Linked DNA regions of Homo sapiens: region 1 is linked to region 2. A link is a contact called in ENCODE Hi-C data. All regions are on one chromosome and are shown on one strand. The core of a region is the stretch at or near the end of the contact, and the rest is flanking DNA. Distances in the headings are between cores, read along the strand shown. Region 1 overlaps P3H2 (prolyl 3-hydroxylase 2). Region 2 overlaps BCL6 (BCL6 transcription repressor).

The links. A loop is a pair of places that touch in the nucleus more often than their neighbours do. Pooled maps may share reads with other maps.
Region 1: a loop to region 2 is called in a map with no recorded cell type, with 5 times the contacts of the local background. The contact joins two enhancer-like sites. A Hi-C loop is called at or near these places in 2 of 168 maps with a recorded cell type or tissue (CD8-positive, alpha-beta T cell and naive thymus-derived CD4-positive, alpha-beta T cell), 1 of 37 single-sample maps with no recorded cell type and 10 of 50 pooled maps.

Annotation. Positions count from the first base shown.
Region 1 is chr3:189,959,778-189,965,179 of GRCh38, forward strand. P3H2 (prolyl 3-hydroxylase 2) reads right to left here. Exons shown (of 15, transcript NM_018192.4): 14 at 4,181-4,321. Among named protein-coding and RNA genes, the nearest start is that of MIR944, 130 kb to the left of the region's middle. Within about 2 kb of position 1,919, at least 4 of the 41 ENCODE cell types and tissues checked have a DNase peak (open chromatin) inside an H3K27ac peak, as active enhancers do.
Region 2 is chr3:187,725,180-187,730,857 of GRCh38, forward strand. BCL6 (BCL6 transcription repressor) reads right to left here. Exons shown (of 10, transcript NM_001706.5): 5 at 3,871-4,842; 6 at 3,181-3,365; 7 at 1,552-1,719; 8 at 320-450. The region is part of intron 2 of LOC100131635 (hCG1645011-like); the gene reads left to right. Among named protein-coding and RNA genes, the nearest start is that of BCL6-AS1, 16 kb to the right of the region's middle. Within about 2 kb of position 3,927, at least 3 of the 41 ENCODE cell types and tissues checked have a DNase peak (open chromatin) inside an H3K27ac peak, as active enhancers do.

The DNA of each region.
Region 1 (5,402 bases), core at 669-3,168, 2.2 Mb after region 2:
CTCTATTACTACTCCAGTCCAAGACCACATGTTAGCTAAAGTAATCTTCTGTATCCTGTAACTCTCCAGGACTGGAGGAGATATGTGTGTGTGTGTGTGTGTGTGTGTGTGTGTGTGTGTGTGTGTGTGTGTGTGTTGGGGTGTGGGGACTACATGACTTTCCACTAGTTAGAATACAATTCGCATTTCCCAATCAGCCTGTGGAATCCGACTCCTGCCGCCTCCACGTCCTCTACTGAAGCCACTCTCCCTCTTGTCTGCCATATTCCAGATGCTCTGGCTTTCTTTGTTTCTTGGTGACTCCAAACATCTTATTGTCTCTGGGCCTTTGCAGCTTGTCCTCTGCCTGGAATACTCTCCTCCAGACATTTATCCTAGTGGACTTCTAATTTATTAGGTTTCAGCTCACATGCCACTTGTTTGGCGAGGCCTCACAATTTGCCGCTCCTACCCTTTCACTCCAGAATCAGTTGTCTTGTTCCATTTTCCACACATCATTGGTCACCGTGTGAAAAATCTCTCGATTATTTATTTATTTTTTACTTTTTTGGGATCTGTTTCCTTCCACTAGAATGTAAGCTCCAGAAGAGCAGGGCATCTTATCTTCTTGGTCACTACTGTATTTTCAGTGCTCAGAAAAGCCACTGACATGTGGCAAGAGTTCTATTTTCTTTGATGAGTAAATGTGTAAATGGATGAAGCCTTTCTCTGTCTAAAATGCCTCTCCCTAAAGAAATTGATCTTTTAAAGCTTTTTTTCAAATGCCATCTCCTCAAAGAAGCCTTTTTGGATTGCTTTTTGATATCCCTCAAACCACGCATTTGCTGCTAAGGATTCTTACCAAAACTTGCCTTGTGGTTTAATTAGTTGGGTCCTTGTATTATTTCTCCAATTTGACTTCAAGCTCCTTGAAAATAGGAATTATATCCTACTAGTGTGCATTCCCCATAGGCGGTCTTTAACACAGTGCCTGCGCACAGTAAGTTAAATAAATAACTATTTTATGAATTGAAAACAAAGCCCCTTTCATGCAAGAGCTTGTAATAAAAAATGTTTACAAAAAGGCAACTAAAAGGACTAGATATACTAAATAACAGAAAATTAAGTTGCTGCCACATCTAAATAAAAAGCCCAAGTACTACTTTACAAATATAAGGAAAACAATCTTTTTTTTTTTTTTCAAGACAGAGTCTCACTCTGTTGCCCAGGTTGGAGTGCAGTGGTGCGATCTCGGGTTACAGCAACCTCCACCTCCTGGATTCAAGTGATTCTCCTGCCTCAGCCTCCCCAGTAGCTGGGATTACAGGCATATGCCACCATGCCTGGCTAATTTTTGTAATTTTAGTAGAGACGGGGTTTCGCCATGTTGGCCAGGCTGGTTTCGAACCCCTGACCTCAGGTGATCTGCCCGCCTCGGCCTCCCCAAGTGCTAGGATTACAGGACTGAGCCACCGTGCCCGGCCAAGGAAAACAATCCTGATACTTAACAAATCGACACACATACAAAGCTTTCACATCTGTTGACCACAAGAAATGATTGTAATCTTGTTTCTCATTAAGGGAAAGAAATTCAAGAGCTGGAACCAATATATATGAAGCTTCGAACATCCTTGCATCCTTAAAAGGATGTTGCTAAATACTCCTTGAGAACTGAGACCCTTTAAAGTAATTCATAATAAGCATGAGAATCGGCCAGCTCTAATGACTTGTTCATAGGTAGGCATTTTTTTTTTCTGAGATTCAATCTGCAAAAAGACGTCTAGGCCAGGAACTCCCAAACTCTGCTGCTGCACGTTAGAATCACCTGGGGAGCTCTTAAAACTCCTGAAACACAGATGTTAGTAGTTTGTAACGATCAATAGATGATCTCCACGTGTAGCAAAGAATGATTCACAGCCTGGGCTAATTTAGCTGAGGAAAAAGTTCTGGTCATTTCCCACTGTGGCCACTAGATGCCGCTACGGCCTGAAGACTGGAGAGGTTTTCTAGTACTTTTCCATCAGAGGAAGGGACGCTGGCGTTGATGTTTCCTATTACAAAGGAGCAAAGAGAACTTACTTTGTGTTAGCTTATTTTGAGAGAACAATACCTTGGAAAAGGGAGTTTGGATACTGAATGATGAAATAGATTAAATGTCTGCTGAATTGAATACTAGAATAGTGAGGTAATATTTCAATAATTTTATCTTCACTGTCTACCCATTGACATAGGTTCCTTAGTTTAAAAAAAAATGCTTTGATGGAATGCTAACATTTTGGAGATGGAAAATACCAGGATATAAAGTAATGATAGGGGAAGGCAATTGTTTGCTGCTCCCTTGAGGTTTTCAGGACTCTGTGCTCTGGTCCTTTTGTCAGGGCCTTTCTTTCTTTTTCTTCTTCTTCTTTTTTTTTTTTTTTTTTTTTTTTAAGACAGAGTCTCACTCTTGTCGCCCAGGTTACAGTGTGGTGGAGTGATCTCAGCTCACTGCAACTGCAGCCTCCACCTCCTGGGTTCAAGCGATTCCCCTGCCTCAGGCTCCCGAGCAGCTGGGATTACAGGTGCGTGCCACCACGCCAGGCTAATTTTTGTATTTTTAGTAGAGATGGGGTTTCACCATGTTGGCCAGGCTGGTCTCCAACTCCTGACCTCAGGTGATCCACCCACCTAGGCCTCCAAAAGTGCAGGGATTATAGGCGTGAGCCACCACGCCCAGCCAGGGCCATTTTTTCTATGCCTGGCTATCGTCTTTGCTTCTAGGTCTGAGCTTATAGAAGTCTTCCTTGATTCCCTGCTACAAAACATATACTGTTCTCTTCTTACAGCGTATTTACTAGCTGTTCTGTCCAAGCTCCTCATAGTCCAGGACCTTGTTCTGTTCACCCTTCTACCCCTAGGGCCTATCTAGCAGAGTTTCCAAGGCAGATAATAATAGCTCTTCTGTACAATAAAAGGTCACAATAGGTCTTTTGTAAAATATGTGAAAGAATGGCTTAGGGAATGTGGGGAAACACTTTGTAAGTTAGATTTGATGGTGAAAAGTATATGAGAAAAACGCATTATTTTTAAATAGTTTCTGATGAAATTGGATTCAACTTAGGAACCTAACAAGGAAAACTGGATAGAATGCCAGTTTTAAGAATAGAATTTCATAGCTTCATCAATACTTAGGGCTGGAGAAGATTTGGAGGTCATCCAGTTAAGCCTCTGCTACGATGTTTTAGATTCCATTTCAGCGTTCCATGCTAAGCAGTTGCCTGGGCTTTGATTGGAGCCATCCAATCAGTGCTTCCAAAGCAGACAATTCTGCCAAACTGTGGTGACTATTTGAAAGTTATTCCTTGTGTGGAGCCCAAATTTTCCCTCCAGGGCTTCTACCCATTGGTCTTAATTCATACCGCTGCAGCTCCACAGGTGGAGACTATGACATCTGCCCACGGGCTTCCAAAACGATGAGATCATGGTCTCCTCCTAGCTAAGTGTCCTCAGCTAGTTTGCATATAATAATATTGAAATACTTAATGTAATAACAGTAATAAGTAATAATAATCTTTTAGGTTTCCTTGCCCTCTTTCAAATACGTTTCATAAATGATTCAATACTATTTCTTATGATTTGCGAGAAAACAAATCCGTCTTCTGGGTGACCAATAAAAAGTGATTCCTCCCTGATGCCACAGAGTTGTTTTGGTTTTTGTTTTTGTTTTGAGACAGAGTCTTGCCCTGTTGCCCAGGCTGAAGTGCAGTGGTGCGATCTCGGCTTACTGCAATTTACGCCTCCCAGGTTCAAGCGATTCTCCTGCCTCAGCTTCCCGAGTAACTGGAACTACAGGCGCATGCCACCACATCCAGCTAATTTTGTATTTTTAGTAGAGATGGGGTTTCAGCATGTTGATCAGGCTGGTCTCGAACTCCCGACCTCAAGTGATCTGCCCACCTCGGCCTCCCAAAGTTCTGGGGTTATAGGAGTGAGCCACCACGCCCAGCCTTACAATTTGTTAATAAGCTCAAGACAGATTAGTGACTATCAAATATCATTGACACAGCTATTTCTACAAACATCTTCACTTACTAGAACATATCTGATTAAGAACTGCCTTTACCCTCTTCTTTTCCTCAGACGAAGCAATTTAAAGGACTTCTCAGATAAAGCAGTTCATGAAGCAAGCCTAATTGGCTTTCTGGGCGGGTGAGAAACTCACCAATTCTCTATAAAGTGGGTCCAAGGTGAACCACAGAGCCACAGCACACCTCTTTCCCTTGGTGACTGCCTTCACCCCATGAGGGTTCTCTCCTCCAGATGAGAAGCTGATCATGCGCCCACATTTTGGTTTTATAGAGGCCTGAGAAAGAAAGCAAAAATTAGACTTTCAATTGTTGTATCATAAACATTTCCACAACTCCTGCTTCTCTGGCTATGAGATTATTTGAGTTAAGGCCTGAGGCGAAGAATAAAGGAATCCTGGGATTGAAGATGATGTAAATTATCTCAATTTTCTCACCCGTAAAACAAAGGTAAGGTCAAAATAATATATACCTCAGAAAATAAAAAGATGTTCAAGTAAAACGTGTAGCAAAGTCCACATACATAGTAATCATTCAATACATGCTATATATATGATAGCCTGCAAATTCAAAGAAGGCAAAGTTTTCCTCTCATAATTCATTTCTGTAGCTTTTGCACTAGCAAAGCATCCGGATACAAGGTAGGTGTCCATTCCATACTTGTGTAATTAACAAACAAACAAACAGGACATCTGCAGTGCTGGAAAAGTTGTTATTGATCTAGGTAGTGGTTACATGAGCGTATACGCTTTCTAATTTTTAAATTGTACATTCATGGTTTATGTGCTTTTCACAATACAAACATTTTTAAAAGTCATAATTCTGTATGATATTTCATTTCCTTTACACTATTGTTTCCCAGTGGTCGTTTAGGCATTGTTTGAACATCTCTAGTGGTGAGAACACGACACCCCTTGGAGTGGCCTATTCGCCATCACCCTTAAGTGTTTTAAGACTGACACAGTCCTTCGCAGCTTATGCACTGCTCAGGTGGAGCTGTCCACAGCGTTTAGGTAGAAGAGTGTAGTGAGAGAAAAAGAAATACTGCTGGGCTCACTGAGCCAGGGTAGAAGATCAAACAAGCTGCCTCTTCAAATTGAATGAGCTTAAGCAACTGAATATTAGAGGCCTTGCTTCTGTGTTTAAAGAAGTGTCTCATGTGAGTAGAATCCATTTTGTCTTTCTTGGGAAATACAGAAACTTTATTCATTCCTCTGTATAGTTCAGAAAAGTAAAGTAAAACCAAAAAAAAGTGGCACTAGCCATTTTACTAGGTGAGAACATGGACTGGTTCTCACTAGCCATTTTCTGAATTGACTTGAGTTGACATATGCCCGTAAATCTTTGGTTTCCTTCTGC
Region 2 (5,678 bases), core at 2,677-5,176:
CACTCTGCTCACCTGCACACAGGGACTGAGTGGGCCTTTCTGCTGCCCACTCTGCTCACCTGCCCACTCCTCTGCTCACCTGCCCACTCTGCTCACCTACCCGCTCTGCTCACCTGCCCGCTCTGCTCACCTGCCCGCTCTGCTCACCTGCACACGGGGACTGAGTGGGACTTTCTCCTGCCCGCTCTGCTCACCTGCCCGCTCCGCTTGCCTGCCCGCTCCACTTGCCTGCCCACTCCTCCGCTTGCCTGCCCACTCCTCCGCTCGCCTGCCCGCTCCGCTCGCCTGCCCGCTCCGCTCGCCTGCCCACTCTGCTCACCTGTACAAATCTGGCTCCGCAGGTTTCGCATTTGTAGGGCTTCTCTCCAGAGTGAATTCGAGTGTGGGTTTTCAGGTTGGCTGGCCGGTTGAACTGGGCCCCACAGATGTTGCAACGATAGGGTTTCTCACCTATTACCAAGAAAAAGGGAAAAAGAAAAGCCATATTCAATAAGGAAGGTCTCTGCAGTCCGTGGCTCCTGGATTTCTAAGCAGCCTGCTCCTCCCTGAGGCCACTTGTGTTTTCCTTTCCCTTAGGGAATGTGAGAGAGAGAATCCAGGGGCCTGCCCCCACATCTGTCAGCCCTCTCTCACACACGCACCTGCATACCTCGCAGGGGACCAGGGCCAAGAAACAAGTGGTGGCACGGAGTAGCAACAATGCCAGGTGTGGGATAGGAGAGGGGGAGATTCCAGGAAGCCTGGGCTTTAGAACCAGCTTTGTCATTAGGATTATCTGCCTGCGGAACCTGGACAAGTCACTCTCCTTCTCTGGGCCTCAGTTTCCCTCTCTGGAACCTGAGGGGCTACTTCAGATTACCTGGGAAGGTTCTTCTAGCTTTTCCCTTGGATAAGACAGATTCACTCATCAACTCATTCACCAGGGAGACACAATCAGGCTGCTCTAGTTTCTCTCTTTTAGAACAAACAGATTTTTCCGCTTGTGGCAACTACAGCTGGATTCCATTTGCAAGAGGGGTGGGGCTTGGGCCTGAGTAGATGCTCAGCAGAGGAAACCAATAGAATGGCTGAACCTTCCTTCATGGAAAGTTTTTGGGATAATAGGGCCATTTACGGTACTAAGAGAGTAGATTTTAAACAACAAGCAGGTCATGAGAAGCTACCTGGTAAAGGAATGTGAGTTGATAAGGAACAAGTCATTGAAACAAATCAACAGGCTTTTTTTTCTGGCTTTACAAAAATTGAATCTATTTGTCTTTCCCAGACTTAGTCTCTTCACCTGTACAGTGGGATTAACACTTCTGACCCCAGCAAAGGCAGAAAAGCAGGATAGAGCATCTCAGAGGAAAGACAAAGGATACAGGGAGTAGATGAGTCGAGTCACTAAGCAAAGACAAGACAGGGTTAGACCCCTCGTTCAGGCCAGGATGGGGCCTGCCTCCTGCCTTGCCCCACCAGGTCTCCAGGCCCCACACAGCTTTCTCTAGGATCCTCTCCCTGTCCTGCCCCAATAATTGTGGAGAGTTCGGGTCGTGTGGGGCAGGGCCATACCGGTATGGACGGTCTTGTGGCTGGCGAGGTTGCCCTTGTAGCGGAAGGAGGCCTGGCAGCGGTCACACTTGTAGGGTTTGTCACTGTGGGTCTGCAGCGTGTGCCTCTTGAGTGAGGCCTCCTCAGAGAAGCGGCAGTCACACTCATTGCAGAAGAAGGCCCCGTTCTCTGTTGGAGGGTGGTAGGGGGACACCAAAGTCAGCACGAGGAAGGGAGGTAGGGCTCTAAGGCCGCTCTCCTCTGTAGCTACCCCTTGTGCCAAACTGAACTCTCAGTCCCTCACTCACCCACCCGACATTCATGGGAGCTCGGAGCAAAGGATCTGTGGGGACTTTATTTTTCTTATCATTCAGAGTCTTAGCCATAGAGAAGGGAGAAAGGAGATGGACTGAATTAAGGTACAGAAGGGAAGCTCAAACCAACAGGTGCTCAGAGGGCCTGCGCCAGTTTGAGGAAAGCTCAACAGAGATTTTCTTTCCCCAAGAGCTCTGAGAATTGATTTTTAAAAATAAGTTTACAGTTTTATTTACATTTATACACAGAAGCCCTAGGGCAAGACCCTTTACCTCTGAGCCTCTCTCTGTATCTCTGTCTTCAAAGTCAGATAATAAATCCCTGTCCTGCCTACCTCACAGGAGGATATTATATTACACAAAATAAAACACAAAGCATTCCAGGAATGTAAGATATAGGTCAAATTCAATTCTACTTTGAGGTCACTGAAGGAGGAATCAATGACGAACACTCTGTGGTCACCCTTGCACCTATTTGGATTTCATGTCTCCAAATCCTCCTGTGAGACTGGGAGACCGAAGCTGATGGTGGAAGTGGGAACAGAGGCCCAGAGAAAAAGAACTGGAGTGCAGAGCAAAGGCAAACTAGCCAGGGTGCAGGAGGGGACAGTCCCCGCTCTCCCATCTATGGGTCCATGACCCTGTGCCAAATCTCTTGGTGTAAGCAGCTGATTTATTTTTTCATTTGTTGTAACAATTTGAAAATGAGAAGTCACGGTGATTTTACCCTGATTAGGTACTACTGGGCTCTATTACTGTAGCCAGAGCTGGGCGAAGATTTAGACTTTTTTGTCTGGTAAAAACTGGGAATGCCAACCACCAACTATCCAGAAACTGCAATTTAATAATTCTCTTCAACTCTTTTAACTCGACTAATATTACTGAGTTCCTACCCCATGCTAGGGACTTACTACTACCTATGGGGGATGTGAGAATGAATAAGGTCAGATGCTTCTCCTTACAGAATGTACAGCCTGGCAGAGAATAACATGCACACAGGTCAGTCCTAGTCATTTTGGTATAGAGGAATGGAGAAAGCTCTGGGAGTTACAGCCAGCCCCACAAGCTACTTTTGCTGGCATGAAGCTAAAATGACTGTATGGTAAGTCTTGATTACCCCAGATCAACTCTAAAACCCCATCCCTTGCTTTGGTTAACCCAGTTCCCCAAGAAGCGAAGCGTGGGATGAACGGCTGGTGACTTGGAGTGCCAGTGGACTTCCAATTGAGGACTGCTCCAATCAGAGACAACAGCATAAGTAAAATGGAGCACAAAACCTATGGAGCAGAGGGGCCTTCCTTCTCCCTGACAAGAGGAGGGAGGGAAAAGGACTCACCACAGCTAGAATCTGAGTACTCAGACTGGGTCTCTCCCATCTCCTCAGGGAACGTGGGGCCAGCGGTGTGGAGGCACATCTCTGCATGCTGTGGGGACTGAGAGCCGCAGGACGTGCACTTCGGGGGGTGCATGTAGAGTGGTGAGTGGCTCTCGCTGCTGCTGCGGGGAGAGCCCGTCATGGACCTATGGACAGGAGTAAAAACAGCCTCAGCACCTGGGGCAGGGCCTCAAGACCACCCTCTCCTCCCTGTGTGTAGGCAAGCCCAGAGGCCAGAGCTGGGCTGCCCACTCAAGCTCTGAGACCCCAGAGTTGTCCTCAAGTTTATCTCCAAACAGTATCTGCAGAAAGATCACTGACCAGGGTCAAACTGAGCCAGAGCTTCCCCGCAGCCCACAATCTCTCTCAGTCCAAGGGTAGTAGGATGGTCCCCTGCTACATCAAGACCACAGGAAGTGCCTGTGGGATTTACAGAATGCTATTCTGCCCCAGAAGGGAATTATCTCTCTTGCTATGAAAAAATATACACTACTTAAGTGTAAAATACTTCCTTACTCAGACTAACTCAATCTATAGGCACTGATTCCACACCTCTAATAGGCTCAGCAATTCAGGCAAGAAAAGAAGAAACGACATGGAACCCTGCCCAGGTAACCCCTGACCTCAGACCCAGACAGTCTCTGAAATCACCTGTTAACGATGTTATTGAGCCGGCTGGCTTGTGGGATGGTGGAGTCCTCCCCGCTGGCACTCAGCTTGGTTGGGGACTGGAGGTCAAGGTTCTCAGGCTCCATGGGTGGCTGGCAGGCAGGTGGGGCCGTGTAGGCTCGTGGGGAAAGGCGGCCCAGCTCAGCCTGCTCAGGCCCCTCTGGTTTGGCATTCTGGTTGAGGCTGTTGAGCACGATGAACTTGTATTTCTTCCAGTTGCAGGCTTTGGGGTCAGTGGGGCTCTTGGCTGGAGGGGAGCCAGAAGCCTGGAGGATGCAGGCATTCTTACTGCTGCAGGACTCTGTGGGCGAGTTGGGCTGGCAGTCAGATTTCTGGGGGCTCTGTGGACTAACCAGACCCTTCCGGTTCAGGGGTGCATTGGGGGGCTCGAAATGCAGGGCAATCTCATCTTCCGAGGAGGGTCTCTCTTCTTCTTTGCTGGCCTTGTCACAAGGGAAGTAGGGGGCATTTCGGGCTGAGGGGGCAGCAGGTTTGAGGCCCTCAGCCACACTGTAGTGCATATCACTTCGTGCCTCTTCTGGGATTGTTTCCTTGGGTGAATAGATATTGCTGTGGCACACATTGGGGGACACCTCCAAAGTCGGCCGGCTGTACTCACCAGGGACTGGCCTGGCACTATCACATGGGAGTGCCCGCTCCTTGGGGAAGGGGTTGGCCACAGGCATCCGGACATCCCGAAACTCCTCATCGGAGAAGAGGAGGCTGCTGACAGGGAGGTGGCTGTACATGGAATAAGAGGCTGGCGGTGTGGACAGGCCACTGTACAGGCTGGGGGCAAAGGCTCTGCTCTCACACCCAGGGGCGCTCCTCAGTGGCAGGTTGTTCTCCACCACCTCACGACCCCGATAGGCCATGATGTCTTGGGGCATCAGCATCCGGCTGTTGAGGAACTCTTCACGAGGAGGCTTGATGGCAGAAACCATCTCTGCTTCACTGTGAAAGAAAAAAAGAGGAAAGACACCGGCCCCAAATCAGAACTGTTAAATAGATGACCTTCCAGTGACACTTATATAACCACATCTGTGTTTGAATTAGCTAGACATAGGTGACGTGGCTCTGGAGCAGGGAACCACAATTACAACGCATTTATGCTAGAAGCCTGGAAATCCAGCCTGAAATTGGGAAGACTGAGTCCCAGAGAAGGGAAGTGAGTTTCCGGCATGATCTATGCCTGATTAGACATAATCTTGTATGTTTAAGGCACATATCTATGCATGTGTGTGAATCTATAGCTCTTCTGATGTTATGAAATTTTATAGCTCACATAAAACTTTCAAAGCCCTTATCTCACTTCACCCATGCAAAATCCTGAAAGGAAGGAAAGGTGGTTATTATTATCTCCATTTTACACATAGGGAAACAGGAAAAGAATTTATACAATGTTGGTATGACACTTTTGGAGGATCATACACAAACGAGTAGCCTACTGAAGAAAGAACTTGTCCCAGATGCTGATGAAAGTTTACATAAAGAACAGGCAGCAAATGCCAATGTATGAATCCCTGGTCTAGAGCAGCCAGACCTGGTTTGCAAACCTAGCTGTGCCACTTAGCAGCTGGTGACATGGAGCCAGTTACTCAGCCATTCTAAGCACAAGGCCTGAGCCACTGAAAGTACTTGTAAATGACAGCAATGATGATCTTGCCACCGTCATCACTCACAGGAGACAAAGAACTCTAGCTGTATATACCTGAAGGAACATCATGTGGGTGAAATAAATAGGCAAGCTCACCATGATCACAGTTAACGGAGCTAGAACCCATAAGAAG